2 separate regions of the Homo sapiens genome follow, and region 2 is linked to region 1. A link is an interaction called in ENCODE POLR2A ChIA-PET data of the cell type or tissue named here. Cell type or tissue: OCI-LY7. All regions are shown on one strand.

What was found. Peaks named below come from ENCODE experiments on the same cell type or tissue, not always from the same donor. Only the 100,000 strongest peaks of a DNase experiment are listed, where the experiment ranks them.
Region 2: POLR2A ChIA-PET joins it to region 1 with 15 read pairs; 3 of 35 experiments call an interaction of 5 or more read pairs at or near these places.

The regions. Positions count from the first base shown.
Region 1 is chr19:47,259,314-47,267,313 of GRCh38, reverse strand. It overlaps CCDC9 (coiled-coil domain containing 9), which reads right to left. Exons shown (of 12, transcript NM_015603.3): 4 at 6,892-6,993; 5 at 6,475-6,726; 6 at 2,628-2,711; 7 at 2,368-2,541; 8 at 522-703. Among named protein-coding and RNA genes, the nearest start is that of CCDC9, 6.8 kb to the right of the region's middle. RefSeq lists an enhancer at 149-648. In OCI-LY7, no CTCF peak of the experiment used is centred here; a DNase peak (open chromatin) is centred at 4,693; H3K27ac peaks cover 794 bases.
Region 2 is chr19:46,891,724-46,899,723 of GRCh38, reverse strand. All of the region lies in intron 1 of ARHGAP35 (Rho GTPase activating protein 35), which reads right to left. Among named protein-coding and RNA genes, the nearest start is that of ARHGAP35, 35 kb to the right of the region's middle. RefSeq lists a silencer at 6,650-6,729. In OCI-LY7, no CTCF peak of the experiment used is centred here; DNase peaks (open chromatin) are centred at 3,103, 3,433 and 6,713; H3K4me3 peaks cover 2,804 bases; H3K27ac peaks cover 4,786 bases.

The DNA of each region.
Region 1 (8,000 bases):
GACAGAGCTAGACTCTGTCTCCAAAAACAAAAAGAAAACCAGAAATGCTCGGCCGCGCGCGGTGGCTCACGCCTGTAATCTCAGCACTTTGGGAGGCCAAGGCAGGCAGATCACAAGGACAGGAGATTGAGACCATCCTGGCTAACACGGTGAAACCCTGTCTCTACTAAAAATACAAAAAATTAGTTGGACGTGGTGGCGGACGCCTGTAGTCCCAGCTATTCGGGAGGCTGAGGCAGGAGAGTGGTGTGAACCTGGGAGGCGGAGCTTGCGGTGAGCCGAGATCACGCCACTGCACTCCAGCCTGGGCGACAGAGCGAGACTCCGTCTCAAAAAAAAAAAAGAAAACCAGAAATGCTCTCACGTGCCGCTGAGCTCCAGCAGCTGGTCCATGGCATCTCAGGATACTTGGCAGTCACTCACTCATACACAGCAGGAAAAACCAGAGAGAGGCATAGGACTTAGAAGTCAGGGCCAAGGTCAACGTGCCACATGGGGAGAGGAGCGGGGAGGAGACTCACATCCCATCGGTCTTCTCGGCATCCCACTCGCGCCTCCACTGGCCAGTGGGCTTGCGGTGCCTCTGCAGCCGCTCCTGGTCGATCTTCTCCCTCTCCTGCTTCCAGCGCAGGTACTCCGACCGCTCCCGGCCCGTCATGGACAACGTCATGTCTCCAGCACTGCCCAGGCCAGCTCGGCGGCCCTGCCCCCCAGCCCACAGGGAGTCAGGGTGATGTCCCGCACCCTACCCCGCCCCTAAGCCCCGAGGCACATCCACTTGCTCAGGATCACACAGGGAAGCGATGACAAGGCAGAGATCACAATCAACTAGGCTCAGGTGGCACCTCCTCACAGAGGCCCTCTCAGATCTCCTAAGTAGCATCCCTCTGTCCCCTCAGCTGCTGGATTTTTCTCCACAACACTTGGTAGGACCTCACATCTCACTATATTTTCATTTACTCAGCTCCCACCAGAAGAAACCTCATCAAGGCAGGGGCTCTGCCTCCAAACTCTTCTCCCGCCGGGCGCGGTGGCTCACGCCTGTAATCCCAGCACTTTGGGAGGCCAAGGTAGGCGGATCATGAGGTCAGGAGATGGAGACCATCCTGGCTAATATGGTGAAACCCTGTCTCTACTAAAAATACAAAAAATTAGCTGGGCGTGGTAGCGGGTGCCTGTAGTCCCAGCTTTTCGGGAGGCTGAGGCAGGAGACTGGCATGAACCCAGGAGGCAGAGCTTGCAGTGAGCCGAGATCGCGCCACTGCACTCCAGCCTAGGCAACAGGGCAAGACTCTGTCTCAAAAAAAAAAAAAAAAAAAAAAAAAAAAAGCCAGGAGCGGTGGCTCACGCCTGTAATCTCAGCACTTTGGGAGGCTGAGGCGGGCAGATCACGAGGTCAGGAGATAGAGACCATCCTGGCTAACATGGTGAAACCCCATCTCTACTAAAAGTACAAAAAATTAGCTGGGCATGGTGGTGGGCACCTTAGTCCCAGCTACTGGGGAGGCTGAGGCAGGAGAATGGTGTGAACCCGGGAGTCGGAGCTTGCAGTGAGCCAAGATCACGCCACTGCACTCCAGCCTGGGCGATGGAGCAAGACTCCATCTCAAAAAAAAAAAAAAACCTCTTATCCTCAGCACCTAAAACAGTACCTGGCACATAGTAAGTGCCCAGTAAACAATACTGTTAGTAACAAGAAAACCCTCAAACATACCACAAAGCTGTAACAACTAGAGCCACGTGGTACTGACAGAAGAACCAACAGACGGACAATTTAGGGGTGGACCACCAAGTGCAAGGACACTGCCCCTGCCTCCTCTTCTAGGCCAGGTCCCCACCCCTCACACAGCACCTGCCATGTGGTAGGTGCCTCATAAATGCTGGTGTCATTAACAATGAGGGGAGATTTACCTTGGCAGGAAACAAAACATACCATAAATCCTTAATAATTAAAATCCTGGGCAAGCACAGTGGCTCACACCTATAATCCCAGCATTTTGGGAGGCCGAGGCAGGTGGATCACTTGAGGTCAGGAGTTCAAGACTAGCCTGGCCAACATGGTGAAACCCCGTCTCTACAAAATACGAAAAAATTAGCCAGGTGTGGTGGCACTTGCCTGTAATCCCAGCTACTCGGGAGGCTGAGGCAGAATTGCTTGAGCCCAGGAGGCAAAGGCTGCAGTGAGCCGAGATGGTGCCACTGCACTCCAGAATGGGTGACAGAGCGAGAATCCGTCTCAAAAAAAAAAAGTCCTGTGCTGTGGCACAAAAAAGGAGAGGCCCCATGGCCCTGATCTGTCTGGTTCCTGCTATGCAGTCCCCATCAAAGCCCTGAGAGCCCCGAGGTGTCCTCACTGCCAACACCCACCTGCCGCTCGTGCTCAAGGCCACAGCGCACCCGCTCGAAGTCGGGGCCCCCCCAGTTGCGGCCGTGCCGGCGGCTCTCCTCCCGGCGGTCCCGCTCAGACTCCTCCAGGGGCCCGCTGCGTCGCCGGGGGTCGTCCAGGAAGTTCCGCACTGGGTTGGGTTCAAGAACCCCTTCCTGCAGGCAGCAGAGCAGGGGGTTGGCGCGGGCTCCCCGCAGCCCAGGCAGCTCGGCCCTGCCTCGGGGACACCCGCACCACTGACCCGCTGGTTGCGCTCATACTCGGCGATCTTCTCCATCTCCTCATTCATCTTCTCAATGTTCTGCCTGCGCCGCTCCTCCCACTCCTGGGGGGATAAAGATAGGGACACCCAGCTTCAGGGAGAACTATTAAGCTGCCGGTGCAGGAGACGGGCTGCCCAGCAGGCCTGAGGCTCCTCTCCTCGGACTGGCCTGCTGGCATCTGACCATTTGCTCTCAGCGTGCTCCAGGTCAGCAGTGAACTGATGAGGCTGGCTGGCCAGGCTTGGACTATGCGAACAACACGCTGTACGCTGCATTCGCCTTCCTACTGGGGGGTCTGGAATTTCAGTACATACTAGACAGAAGGGGCCTGCGTTCAAAACTAGCCTCCAGGCTGACATGGTGGCTCACACCTCTAATCCAAGCACTTTGGGAGGCCAAGGCAGGAGGATTGCTTCAGCCCAGGAGTTCAAGGCCAGACTAGGCAACATAGCAAGACCCTGTCTCTACAAAAAATTTTAAAAGTGGCCGGGCGCGGTGGCTCACGCCTGTAATCCCAGCACTTTGGGAGGCCGAAGTGGGTGGATCACCTGAGGTCAGGAGTTTGAGACCAGGCTGGCTAACATGGGGAAACCCCATCTCACTAAAAATACGAAAAAAATTAGCCAAGCATGGTGGTGGGCGCCTGTAATCCCAGCTGCTCGGGAGGCTGAGGCAAGAGAATCACTTGAACCCAGGAGGTGGACGTTGCAGTGAGCCGAGATTGTGCCACTGCACTCCAGCCTGGGCAACAGAGTAGGACTCTGTCTCAAAAAATAAAATAAAATAAAAATAAAAATAACGGGTCGGGCACAGTGGCTCACGCCTGTATTCCCAGCACTTTGGAAGGCCGAGGCAGGTGGATCACGAGGTCAGGAGTTCGAGACCAGCCTGGCCAACATGGTGAAACCCCGTCTCTACTAAAAATACAAAAGTTAGCCGGGCATGGTGGTGGGCACCTGTAATCCCAGCTACTTGGGAGGCTGAGACAGGAGAATTGCTTGAAACCAAAAGGCGGAGGTTGCAGTGAGCCGAAATCATACCACTGCACTCCAGCCTGGGCAACAAGAGTGAAACTCCATCTCAAAAACAAAAAGAAATTTTAAAAACTAAATAAATACAATAAATAAAAATAAACCAGCCCCCAATTAAAAACCTGGAGTGCTGAATCTCTCGTGGGCATCCCTGGTAAGCCACATGTTGTCACAATTCAGTGCTGGAGGAATTCAGCGCATCCCCTGGGACTCCACAGGGAAAGGACTCTTGGAAGTTCATGCCGGGTTTCCTCCAGACCTCAGCCCAGGTACCCCGCCCCCTGCTGATTTTGCTTTGTGATCTCTTTCACTGTGATAAATCTAAGCCATGAGTCTTTCTAGCAAACCACTGAACCTGCGAGTTCAGTGTCAGGGTGCTGGGGGCCCTGGCACACCAAGGTTGCCGCAATCATAGTGGTGGTAATAACAGTAATTACTTGGCAGATGGTTAGGTGACCTACCCCCACCAACCACAATCCGTTCTCCCCTTCTTCCTTCCATGGTAGCAAAAATTTATTGATTTTTTTTTTTTTTGAGACAGGGTCTTACTCTGTTGCCCAGGCTGGAATGTAGTGGTGTGTGTTCACAGCTCACTGCATCCTTGACCTCCCAGGCTCAGCCTCCCAAGTGATCCTGCTGGCTCAGCCTCCCAAGTAAGTAGCTGGGACCACAGGGGCACACCACCACGTCCAGTTAATTTTTAAAATTTTTATAGAGATGGGGTCTCACTCTGTTGCCCAGCCTGGTCTCAAACTCCTGGGCTCAAGCGATCCTCCCACCTTAGCTTCCCAAGTAGCTAGGACCACAAGCCCATACCACAGCACCCAGCATTCCAAGTAGCTAGTAACTACTTGTTACTAGTAACCAAGCTAGTGACAAAATTTTAGATGGGCAAATAGCCAGCCAGCTGTAGACAACGTTTTCATTTCCCAGTCTCCTTTGAGGTTAGGTATGACCAGGTGTCTAAGTTCTCACCAACAGGACATGACCAAAAGTGATAAAGCAGACTTATCTTTCCCCTTCCTGTGAACTGAACCGCAACCATGTCGGCAACCCAGCTGTTACCACAGACAATGACCAGGACCTAGGGGCCACCAAGCAACAAAAACAGGAACCAGGCCGGGCGCAGCAGCTCACACATGTCATCGCAGCATTTTGGGAGGCCGAGGCGGTAGGATCACCTGAGGTCAGGAGTTCAAGGCCAGCCTGGCCAACATGGCGAAACCCCATCTCTACTGAAAACACAAAAACTAGCCGGGTGTGGTGGTGCACACCTGTAATCCCAGCTACTTGGGAGGCTGAAGCACAAGAATTGCTTGAACCCAGGAGGCGGAGGTTGCAGTGAGCCAAGATCATGCCACTGCACTCTAGCCTGGGCAACAAAGTGAGACTCTGTCTCAAGAAAAAAAAAAAAAAAAAAAAAGCAGGAACCTGGGTCCCTGAGTGACATCATGGAGCAGGGCCTCACCCCCTGGACCACCCACCTCCCTGCAGGGCTCAGCATACAAGGGAGAAATAAACTCCTACTCCACTTAGGTCATGAAATTTTTGGAGTCTTTGTGTGACAGCAGCTTGGCATGCCCAATTTAAGTCTAATTATTTTTTTTTTTTTGAGACGGAGTTTCACTCTTGTTGTCCAGGCTGGAGTACAATGGCGCAATCTCGGCTCACTGCAACCTCCACCTCCCAGGTTCAAGCAATTCTTCTGCCTCAGCCTCCCGAGTAGCTGGGATTACAGGCGTGTGCCACCACACCCGGCTAATTTTTGTACTTTTAGTAGAGATGGGGTTTCGCCATGTTGGCCAGGCTGGTCTCGAACTCCTGACTTCAGGTGATCCGCCCACCTCAGCCTCCCAAAGTGCTGGGATTACAGGCCTCGTGAGCCACCACGCCCAGCATTTTTTTTTTTTTTTTTTTTTTTTGATACAGAGTCTCATTCTGTCGCCCAGGCTGGAGTGCAGTGGCATGATCTCGGCTCACTGTGACCTCCACCTCCCAGGTTTAAGTGATCCTCCTGCCTCAGCCTCCCAAGTAGCTGGGATTACAGGTGCCCACCACCACGTCCAGCTAATTTTTGAATTTTCTTATTCCCGTGTAAGTGCTAGAACCAGAAGCTCACAGGGGAAGTGAGCTGCCCAAGGCCAGGTAGCTCACAGAACCAGATTCAACCCATGTCCACGGTGGGCTGTAAGCCACTCAGCTAGACAGACTCCCACCCTGCTGACCTGCACGTCAGGGGTGAGTGAGGTAGTTACAGTAAAATCACTGCTCCCCATAACCAAAGCCGGGGACCAAGAGAAACACACAGAAACAGAATGCCACACAGAGCCTGTGCTCACAAGCACACCAGATAGAGAGAGCCCACCAGACAGACACACAGTGCCAGAAAGGGAGGAGAGATGGGGACGGAGGATGAGTGGGCAAGCATGCACCAGAGAGCGAGAAAAAGGGAGACAGAGAGGGACAGGGAGGGACACGCAGCACTAAGCAGGAGAGGGGAGGGAAGGAAGGCGAGGAGGAACAAGAAGACGGGGAGCAGGAGTAGGAGAGAAAGAGACAAGGAAAAACACACGAGCTCTAGGCGTGAGAGGGAAGGAACAGGGGGAACTAGAAGAGGGGGAGCAGGAGGAGGAGAAGGAGGTGGAGGAAGAGAGAAACAGAGCCAGATGCAAAGGCTCAGAGAGAGATACTGAAAGATGGACACACAGGACAAATGTGCATCTGAGAGGAGGAAAAAACAGAAACAGACAACAGAGAACCTCAGCCAGGGCTCCAGGCGCTGCCTAGCTCCTACCTTGGATTTACGGTCAGAGATTGAGGTGTCTCCAGCTCCAGAGAGGTGAGGTGAACCTCGGCCCCGGCCCCTCCGGCCACGGCCCCCAGCTCCTCCTCCTCGAGGCTGCTCCCCGGGGCTGCCCTCCCAGCTGCGCGATGCTCGGCCCATGCCGGCCCGGCCTCCCTGCTGTGGAGGAGTCCGGCCCCCCTTGCTGGCCCCTGGGGGCCGAGGGGTCCCAGGAGACCTCCGGGAAGGACCCAGGTTCTTCTCCTGGAAGAGGGGAGATGGGGAAAATACAGTCACTGGGGCAGGGAGGCATGCGGCCAGGATGGAGGCCACCCACTGGTGCAGGACAGCTGGGGGCTCCTGGGTCCCAGGCCTCAACCCTCTGCCCCTCCCCATCCTCAGGGTCCCACACCCCAGTGACGAGCTCACCGACTCCACTGCCACGTTCTCCTTCTCCACTGAGCGGCCCTTTCGGGGAGCTGTGACTGCGACTCCCTCAAGTTCAGCTTTCTTACGGTCTTCCTCAATCTCCTAGGAGCAGACAGCCGGGGTAGGGAAGCATCAGGTGCCCTGTCTGCCAGACGGACTCCCAGACCCCTGAACTCCTCCTAAGTCTGGCCCCAGCCCAGGCCTCTCTCCTGGACTCTGAACAAGAAGGCCGCTCATATCCCTCAAACCTCAGCACGTTGCAGCCCCACTCAGAACGTTCCTGTGGTGCCCCTCTGAGTAACAGCCTTCCCCACAGCCTGTGGGACCCGTGGGGTCTGGCCTTGGTACCTCCCCGACCTCATCTCTCACCCTCTCCCCACGATCACTCCGGCTTCCTTGCTATTCCCACAACATACCAGGCTGAAACCTGCCTCAGGGGCTTTGCGCCAGCGGATCCCTCTGCCAGGAACACTTTTCCCAGAGACCCTCCAACCCCTCACCTCCTGTAGGTCTCTGCTCCAATGCTGCCTTCTCGTGAGGCCTTCCCTGAGCACCCTGTGGAAACCAGCTCCCCTGCCACCCTCTCTGTTCTCATCCCATTTGCACCCAGCACCATATGCGTCTCGCTCACTGTCTGCTTCCTCCACTACGGCAGAATCTGCCTGGGGACAGGAATGTCTGTCTGCTTTCAGTGATGTATGTCACTGACGTGTATCCCAAGTCTAGAACGCTGCCTGGCCCACAAGGGAAATTCAATATGCCTTTTTTAAAATGAATGAATACATGAAGAATGAATAAATGAAACCCATGCCACCTCCCAGATCCCATCTCAGGGAGAGCCACATCACCTACTCAGCAGCCTTGTCCTAAATCCTCCCTCTTCCTCCCCCTGCCCTGAACTGCCCATCAGTAACTGAGTCCCTCTCAACAGCCCTGCCCTGAGCCAGGTACCTCCTCTCCCACTAGGGTTCCAGCCCCAGCTTCCTCCTTGGTCTCTGGGCTCCAGTATCACCTCCTCGCACCCACCACCGCACAGCACCCAGAGGCGTCTTCCTAAAGAGCTGTTCTGACCGGTCCCACCCCTGCTCAAGGCTCTCCCTGGCTCCCCA
Region 2 (8,000 bases), 370 kb after region 1:
TTTGTTTTTGTTTTTGTTTTTTTTTGTACAGGGTCTCACTCTGTCACCCAGGCTGGAGTGTAGTGGCGCGATTATGGCTCACCACAGCCTCAACCTCCCAGGCTCAAGCGATCCTCCCGCTGCAGTTACCTGAGTAGCTGGGACTAGATGTGTGGGTGTGCTACCATGCCCGGCTAATTTTTGTATTTTTTTTGTAGAGACAAGGTTTCACCATGTTGGCCAGGCTGGTCTGGAACTCCTGGGCTCAAATGATTGCCAGCCTCAGCCTCCCAAAATGTTGGGATTACAGGCGTGAGCTACCACACCCAACATGGGTTAATTGTAAGACAGCTTTTACTACCACAATCTCAATCCAATTTGAACCCAACCTTATTTTCTACCTTCATTTCTAGCTATCCTTCAAAAAGAACTCTATGGTCCAGCTAAGCTATTCTCTGAACATGCCATGAGCATTCCTGCCTCCACACCACCACTCTGGCTATCCCCTTATCTGGAATGCCACTGTGCCTCTTCTCCACCTCTCTGAATGTTATCAGTGTAAAATAATGCCTTCTCTGCCCATCTCCGTTATGAGAAATGCATCACCCAAGCAATTACAGCATTCATTTGGTCAAACGCGCCCTTCTACATTCTCCTCCGTATCAGCAGAACTGAAAGCCTGCACACTACATTTCCCAGACTCCTTTGCCAGCTGGCTTCCACAGTTAGGTTTTCAAAGGCTGGAGATTGGTTGGCAAGTGGAAGGATAACACCACTTTTTTCCTGTTACTGCTCTGTCTTGGGGAGCAGCAGCAGCAGGAGCAGTGAACAACTATGGAAGAATGCAGGCAACTACACACACCGCAGGTTCCAGCACATCAGCGCAGTTTTGGCTTCTGGGTTCCTGGTGAACTGCAGCAATACAGCTCCAACAGCAGCAGCAGCAGCAGCAGCAGCAGCAGCAGCAGCTCATCTGTGCATGGAGGCTCCTGGGTTCTAGCCCACAGGCAGCTTTCTCATCTCTGGATAACAACCCTCTTCTGCATTTTGCTCCTCCCAAGCCTTTCCAGCACCTTTGTAATAAATCCCTTGCATTTAAGTCCCTTCCTGCTGGAACTATCTAGAGTGGTTTCTACTTTCCTGATTGGACAATAACTGATACAATAACAGAGAATGAGGAAATAAAAACAGCAATATTAACTAAGATGGAAAATGAAATATAAAATGACAAAGGAATGAGGACTAGCAATTTTAAAAAATATCCCAGAAAATGAAATTCCAGAAAATTTCTCCCTAGGTATATTCCAATTAATTTTTGAGTTCTAAAAATGAAGATGCTAGTTGGCTGTGTATTTAGTTGTTTTTCTTTTTAATTTTTTAGGAAAGTCAATAAGTATATTTTTTTGACTAAATCGAGTTTTTGTGGAATTGGGAGAATCCTTCCTTTATGTTTCCTCAGAACCTTACACACAGAGGGCACTTCTTTTTGTTTTTTTTTTTTTTTGAGACGGAGTCTCGCATTGTAGCCAGGCTGGAGTGCAGTGGCGCGATCTCGGCTCACTTCAACCTCTGCCTCCCAGGTTCAAGTGATTCTCCTGGCTCAGCCTCCCAAGTAGCTGGGATTACAGGCATGCGCCACCATGCCCGGCTAATTTTTGTATTTTTAGTAGAGACAGGGTTTCACCATGTTAGCCGAACTCCTGACCTCAGGTGATCCACCTACCTCGGCCTCCAAAAGTAGGCACTTCTTAGGTAACGTATCTGCCTGGTGACTGGTATAAGGCTTTGGAATTCACAGATTGGGAATGAAAACCATGTAAATGGTCACTCTAATTCTAAAAAGCAACTTGAAAACAAATCTCATCCAAAGCACTCAGCAAAGGATTCCAAAGCCCTTTCAGCCCTGAAATGTAGCCACTGGTGAGGGAAGGTGGAAGAAGTTCAACTGACACATGGGGCAGAGATTTTTGCCTCTTCCTTGTCAAAGCTCCCCTTGACCCTGTAAAGGCTGTTTCTAAGTTTCTGTAGGGCCTCTTTTTTTTTTTTTTTGGTTAAAGATCTAGCCTGAAAATCCCATTACAAAAACTGCCTAGAACACAGTTTACCTTTCTTGGAAAGATGAAGAACCAAGTTAATCCAGAATACACTCAAATCCCCTGGCTCTTGAAAGTCTCAGTTTTCAACCTGCTTGGAGATTGTTTAGACAAATCTCTAAGTCTTAACTAAAATTCATTTTCAGGTATTATATTAAGCCAAGATAAATAGAAAGTGTTGGAGGTCGTAAAAAAAAAAAAAAAGACAAAATAAACCCACTACCTTCAAGGGTTAACAACTACTAAAACTATACTTATGGCCCTTCATCACTGCATTTGCTAACCCAGCTTTCCATTAACAAAAAATGCCTCATGAAATGGACACCTTGGAGAAAATAAGTGCACCCCAATAAGTGCACAAAGCAGCTTGACTCTTGCTGATTTCCAGGATGACTGATGAAAATGGGCCATCAGTTGTTGTCATTTTCATACTTCCTTTGACAACATGCTGAAGGCTGGGCGCGATGGCTCACGCCTGTAACCCCAGCACTTTGGGAGGCTGAGGCGGGTGGATTGTTTGAGTTTAGGAGTTCAAGACCAGTCTGGCAACATGGCAAAACCCTATCTCTACCAAAAAAAAAAAAAAAAAAATTAGCCAGGTGTGGTGGCATGCGCTTGTAGTCCCAGCTACTTGGGAGGCTGAGGTGGGAGGATCCCTTGAGCCTGGGAGGCGGAGGTTGCAGTGAGCTAAGATCGCGCCAATGCACTCCAGACTGAGTGACAGAACAAGAAGCTGTCTCAAAAGAAAGAAAGAAAAAAAGACAACATGCCCAGTAGATAAATGCTTGAACATTTTTAGCTGGTCCATTATTACTTCTAAAAACCTTACCATAGGAAATCATGCCCTACAATCCATATTAAGCATTTCTCACAGTAACCCAACAGAGCAGCTACTATTATAATCCCCATTTTACAGATGAGAAAACAGGCTTGCAGAGGTCAAGAGACTCGTTCAAGATCACCCGGCTTAGTATGGCCCCAGCTGCCTGCCTCTGAGGCCCACACACGTGGCTTAACCCCAATACTGCACTGCTGCAAAGCCAGAATGGACAAAAACAGCTGCTGCACAGCGTGAGCTTTCTGGAGAAAACAGAAGCTACAACTGCTCTAATCCACTTGCTCTTTTACCAAAGCTCTCCACTGTGAGGGAAACAGTCTCTTATGTACCTAGATGCAAAACTTCATAATATATTTCCCACAATATTTTGTATATGTACCTTATGCTGCTCAAAGTACTATTACAAAACTTGCCTTCTTAGCTTTTATTTGAGACAGGGACTTGCTGTTGCCCAGGTTGGAGTGCAGGTGCAGTGGCGCAATAACCACTCACTGCAGCCTTGACCTCCCGGGCTCCGGTGATACACCTCAGCTGGGACTACAGGTGCACACCATCACGCCTGGCTAATTTTTTGTAGAAACAGGGTTTCACCATGTTGCCTAGGCTGGTCTGAACTCCTGAGTTCAAGTGATCCTCCCACCTAGGCCTCCCAAAGTGCTTGGGATTACAGGTGTGAGCCACTGTGCTGGGCTTCCTTATAGCTTTTTTTTTGAGACGGGGTTTCATTCTTGTCACCGAGGATGGAGTGCAGTGGCGCGATCTTGGCTCACTGAAACCTCTGCTTCCTGGGTTTAAGCGATTCTCCTGCCTCAGCCTCCCGAGTAGCTGGGACTACAGGCATGTGCCACTAAGCCCAGCCAATTACGTATTTTTAGTAGAGATGGGGTTTCACCATGTTGGCCAGGCTGGTCTCAAACTCTTGACCTCAGGAGATCCGCCTGCCTCAGCCTCCCAAAGTGCTGGGATTACAGGCATGAGCCACCGCACCTGGCCTTCCTCACAGATTTTTAAATCCACCCGGGAAGGGTAAGTATTCTCTTCATTTCACAGACAAGGGCATTGGGACCTGGAGACTAAATTATTTGCCCAAAGTCAGAGGATTCAATATGCTCTCTCCTCAATAGGATTACTGATATCACCCAAGCCTCACAGAAGAACAGAATTTCTGCCAGAGTTAACCATAAAGACCATTTCTAATTGATGGGAAATGGTCGCCTTTCAACTTCAGTAACTTGCAATTAAGGATATCATTTTACTTGCCTGAGCATTAAATTGTGAGAAAACACCAACGTGCACTTTTCTTAATTTCCCAAACCATAGAAGGGATAAGATGCTATAAGATTTTGCCCGGCTGGGCGCGGTGGCTCACGCCTGTAATCCCAGCACTTTGGGAGGCCGAGGCGGGTGGATCACGAGGTCAGGAGATCGAAGACTATCCTGGCTAACACGGTGAAACCCCGCCTCTACTAACAATACAAAAAAATTAGCCGGGCGTGGTGGTGAGCGCCTGTAGTCCCAGCTACTCGGGAGGCTGAAGCAGGAGAATGGCGTGAACCCGGGAGGTGGAGCTTGCAGTGAGCCGAGATCGCGCCACTGGACTCCAGCCTGGGTGACAGAGCGAGACTCCGTCTCAAAAAAAAAAAAAAAAGATTTTGCCCTTAAATTTCAGCTTTTTTCCCCCTCATCCAATTGCAAAAATTCATTTCTATTTACACAGAAAGTATACCTTTAAAAAAAAGTTACCAAAAAAATATGAAGCTCACTATTCTGGAAATACTCTTTCAAGGCTTCAGGAAAAGTACCTTTCCTACCAACTAGCAGTATTCACATAAATCCTAAGGGTCTGGCCCTCCTATAAGGATGATGATAAGTTAAATACTATGGGAAGAAAATCAGTCTCAAATTTAAAGGAATTAAAATGCCTGTAGTAAAAATCAGTGAGTAGGTGAAAATCTAGAAAATCTCTCTCTATTATCTCAATCTCAAGGACCATTACAAAACGGCAGAGTAAGACATGACATAGGAGACAGCAGAAAAAGATACATGGCTTTCCTTTCACTAAAAGTATGGCCGGGCGTGGTGGCTTGCACCTGTAATCCCAGCATTTTGGGAGGCTGAGGCGGGCAGATCACCTGAGGTCAGGAGTTCTAGACCAGCCTGGTCAACATGGTGAAATCCCATCTCCAATAAAAATACAAAAATTAGCTGGGTGTGGTGGCACATACCTGTAGTCCCAGCTACTCGAGAGGCTGAGGCAGGAGAATCGCTTGAACCCAGGAGGCAGAGGTTACAGTGAGCAGAGATCGTGCCACTGCACTCCAGCCTGGGCAACAGAGCGACTCCGTCTCCAAAAAAAAAAAAAAAAAAACCAAAAAACAGGATAGAGTGTAAACCAAAGTCAATTACATCTAAAGTTTTTCAAAGGAAAAAATAAAAACTGCTCCAAGGAATGAGTCATAAAGTGATATTTATAAATCAAGAATATCTTAGAAATTTCACATCATTGATCCACTCTCAAAAACTAACCTCAAGGTAAGAATCTCACTTCATCAAGTTATTTTTTCTAAGTTCACCAGATCTAAAGAAAGCTTGACTTTGTCCATGAGCTTCCAAGTAGTGTGGAAAATAATTTTCCTTGAAATCCACAGGCAAGGGATTGCATCCTAATTGCATCATTTGCTCTTTGTTTTGAGGATACTGGAGATAATTCTAAGGACAAGGGAGAGAGTTGTGCTTAAAAATACTCAGCCTAATCACAAAATGGAACCACTTCAAGAACAACTGCACCCTGAATTTATGGTAAAAAAAAATCCCAAATCAGTAGAGAAGTTTGGTTTTTCCCTGACAAGCAGCCTTCACCAATATAAAGTTGTATTTAAGAATAATGGCAGAGACAGTTTGAAATCTTAAAAAAAAAAAAAAAAAAAGAGAAAGAACGAACGAACGAACTTATGTTAAGGCAGAAACAAAATATCCAAAATATCCATAAATAAATGGACTTCCCCCCCAATACATTTTTCACTGGTGAAGATGATATTACAAACCTACATCCCAATCTAGCTAAAGGATCACTTATTGAAAGATTTAAGTCCCCAAATCTACCTAAACCCTGGGATCATTAGTTCATACTCCTATTGGTACAATTCAATTTTAAACTTTTAAAAAACCTAAGTCAAAACCAAGGGGGGCAAAACCAAGGGGGGAGAGAAGTATTCATAATAAACAAGGTAAGTGTGTTTTATAATCTTTAAAGTGCTTTCTCATTTGATCCTCAAAACAATCCCAAGCAGAAGTTGGTGCCCATTCTTCAGATGACAGAATCACAGCATTTTAAGGCTAGAAAGGACTAACTTCCCACCCAATGCTTCCCACTAGAAAAGAAGGGGTCTTGTCTGGTGGCAACCTACTATATTCCCAGGACCTAGAGTAGTACCTGGTATACGGTAGATGCTCATCAACATCACCTCTATTATATGTTCAAAAAGTCCAACCCGAACAGTTTTTGAAGGTGTTAACTCCAGTCCAGAAGTGATATGACCTGGCCAAGACCTTATGGCTGGCTACCTGTTCCCCACACTCCTGCTTCCTAACTCAGGGCAGGCTCCTCCCCCTATTCAGGTTGTCAGTGAAACTCTAAGGGTTTCCCAAGCTCCCCCGCAGAATTCACTGGTATCTGAAAATTTTAATTTATAGCCTTCTCCCTTACACAGGTGTTTGTTTCCTTCATATGTATCACTCTTCACTTAGTTCCACAACCCTTTATTTAGCACCTACCATGTGCAAAGGACCATGACGGTGAAGGATCCGAAGATGAGAGTCAGTGCTCTCCAGGGAGTTATAAGCTGATGAGAACTCTAAAAGGCAACACCAGGAAGCTCTGATGCATGGAGAACTGGACTTACAAATGTTGGGAGAAGAGATACTCTAGGCAGAGGGACCTCATGAACATACAAAGCCTGAACACAGTGTTCAGGAAAAAGCAAGTGGTCCGGCCTGATTGCAAGGTACAGTGCAGAGACGCCCCAACTCAGAATCAACCTATGGAAAGAACTATGAGGACAAGCAGCTAACAATTATTTAGGTGGTTTCTTACTTCTTACTTCCTCCTGATACCACTTTCCTTTATACTTGTCCCACCTACTCCTGGCAGAAAAAAAAAAAAAAAAAGCAGCCAACAAAAACTTCTGAATATTCTCCCTGTATCTTCATTACATACTTCGTACTTTAGAAAATTGCTCTCAGTAATATCTTATTATAATGGACAATTTCAGGATCAAAGGTACCAACTGTGGCTCCATACCCACCCAACAGGTCCATTAACCAATTTTTTTTTTTTTTTTTTTTTGAGACAGGGTTTCACTGTTACCCAGGCTGGAGTACAGTGGCGTGATCATGGCTCACTACAGCCTAGACTTCCCTCCAGTGATCCTCCCACCTCAACCTCCCAAGTAGCTAGGACTACAGGTGTGTGCCAGCACACCTGGCTTTTTTTTTTTCTTTTTTTTTTTTTTGAGACAAAGTCTCGCTCTGTCGCCCAGGCTAGGTGCAGTGGTGCGATCTCGGCTCACTGCAACCTTTGCCTCCCGGGTTCAAGTGATTCTCCTACCTCAGTCTCCCAAGTAGCTTGGATTACAACAGGCATGCCACCAGGCCTGGCTAATTTTTCTTTTTTTTTTTTTTTTTTTTTTTTAGTAGAGACAGGGTTTCACTACGTTGGCCAGGCTGGTCTCGAACTCCTGACCTCAGTGATCTGCCTGCCTCGGCCTTCCAAAGTGCTGGGATTACGGTTGTGAGTCACTGTGCCCGGCCAACACCTGGCTAATTTTTGTATTTTCGGTAAAGACAGGATTTCATCACGTTGCCCAGGCTGGTCTCGAACTCCTGAACTCAAGCAATCTGCCTGCCTCGGCTTCCCAAAGTGGTGGGATTAAGGCGTGAGCCATCGCGCCTGGCCAGTTAACCAATTCTTAATCTTTTGGCAGTTAAGAATCCCTTTGACAATCTGATAAAAACTTGAACACTTTCTCCCAGAAAATAGAATGGACTTACACAAAAAATTCAGGAACCCTGGATTAAGAACCTTTGCCCTG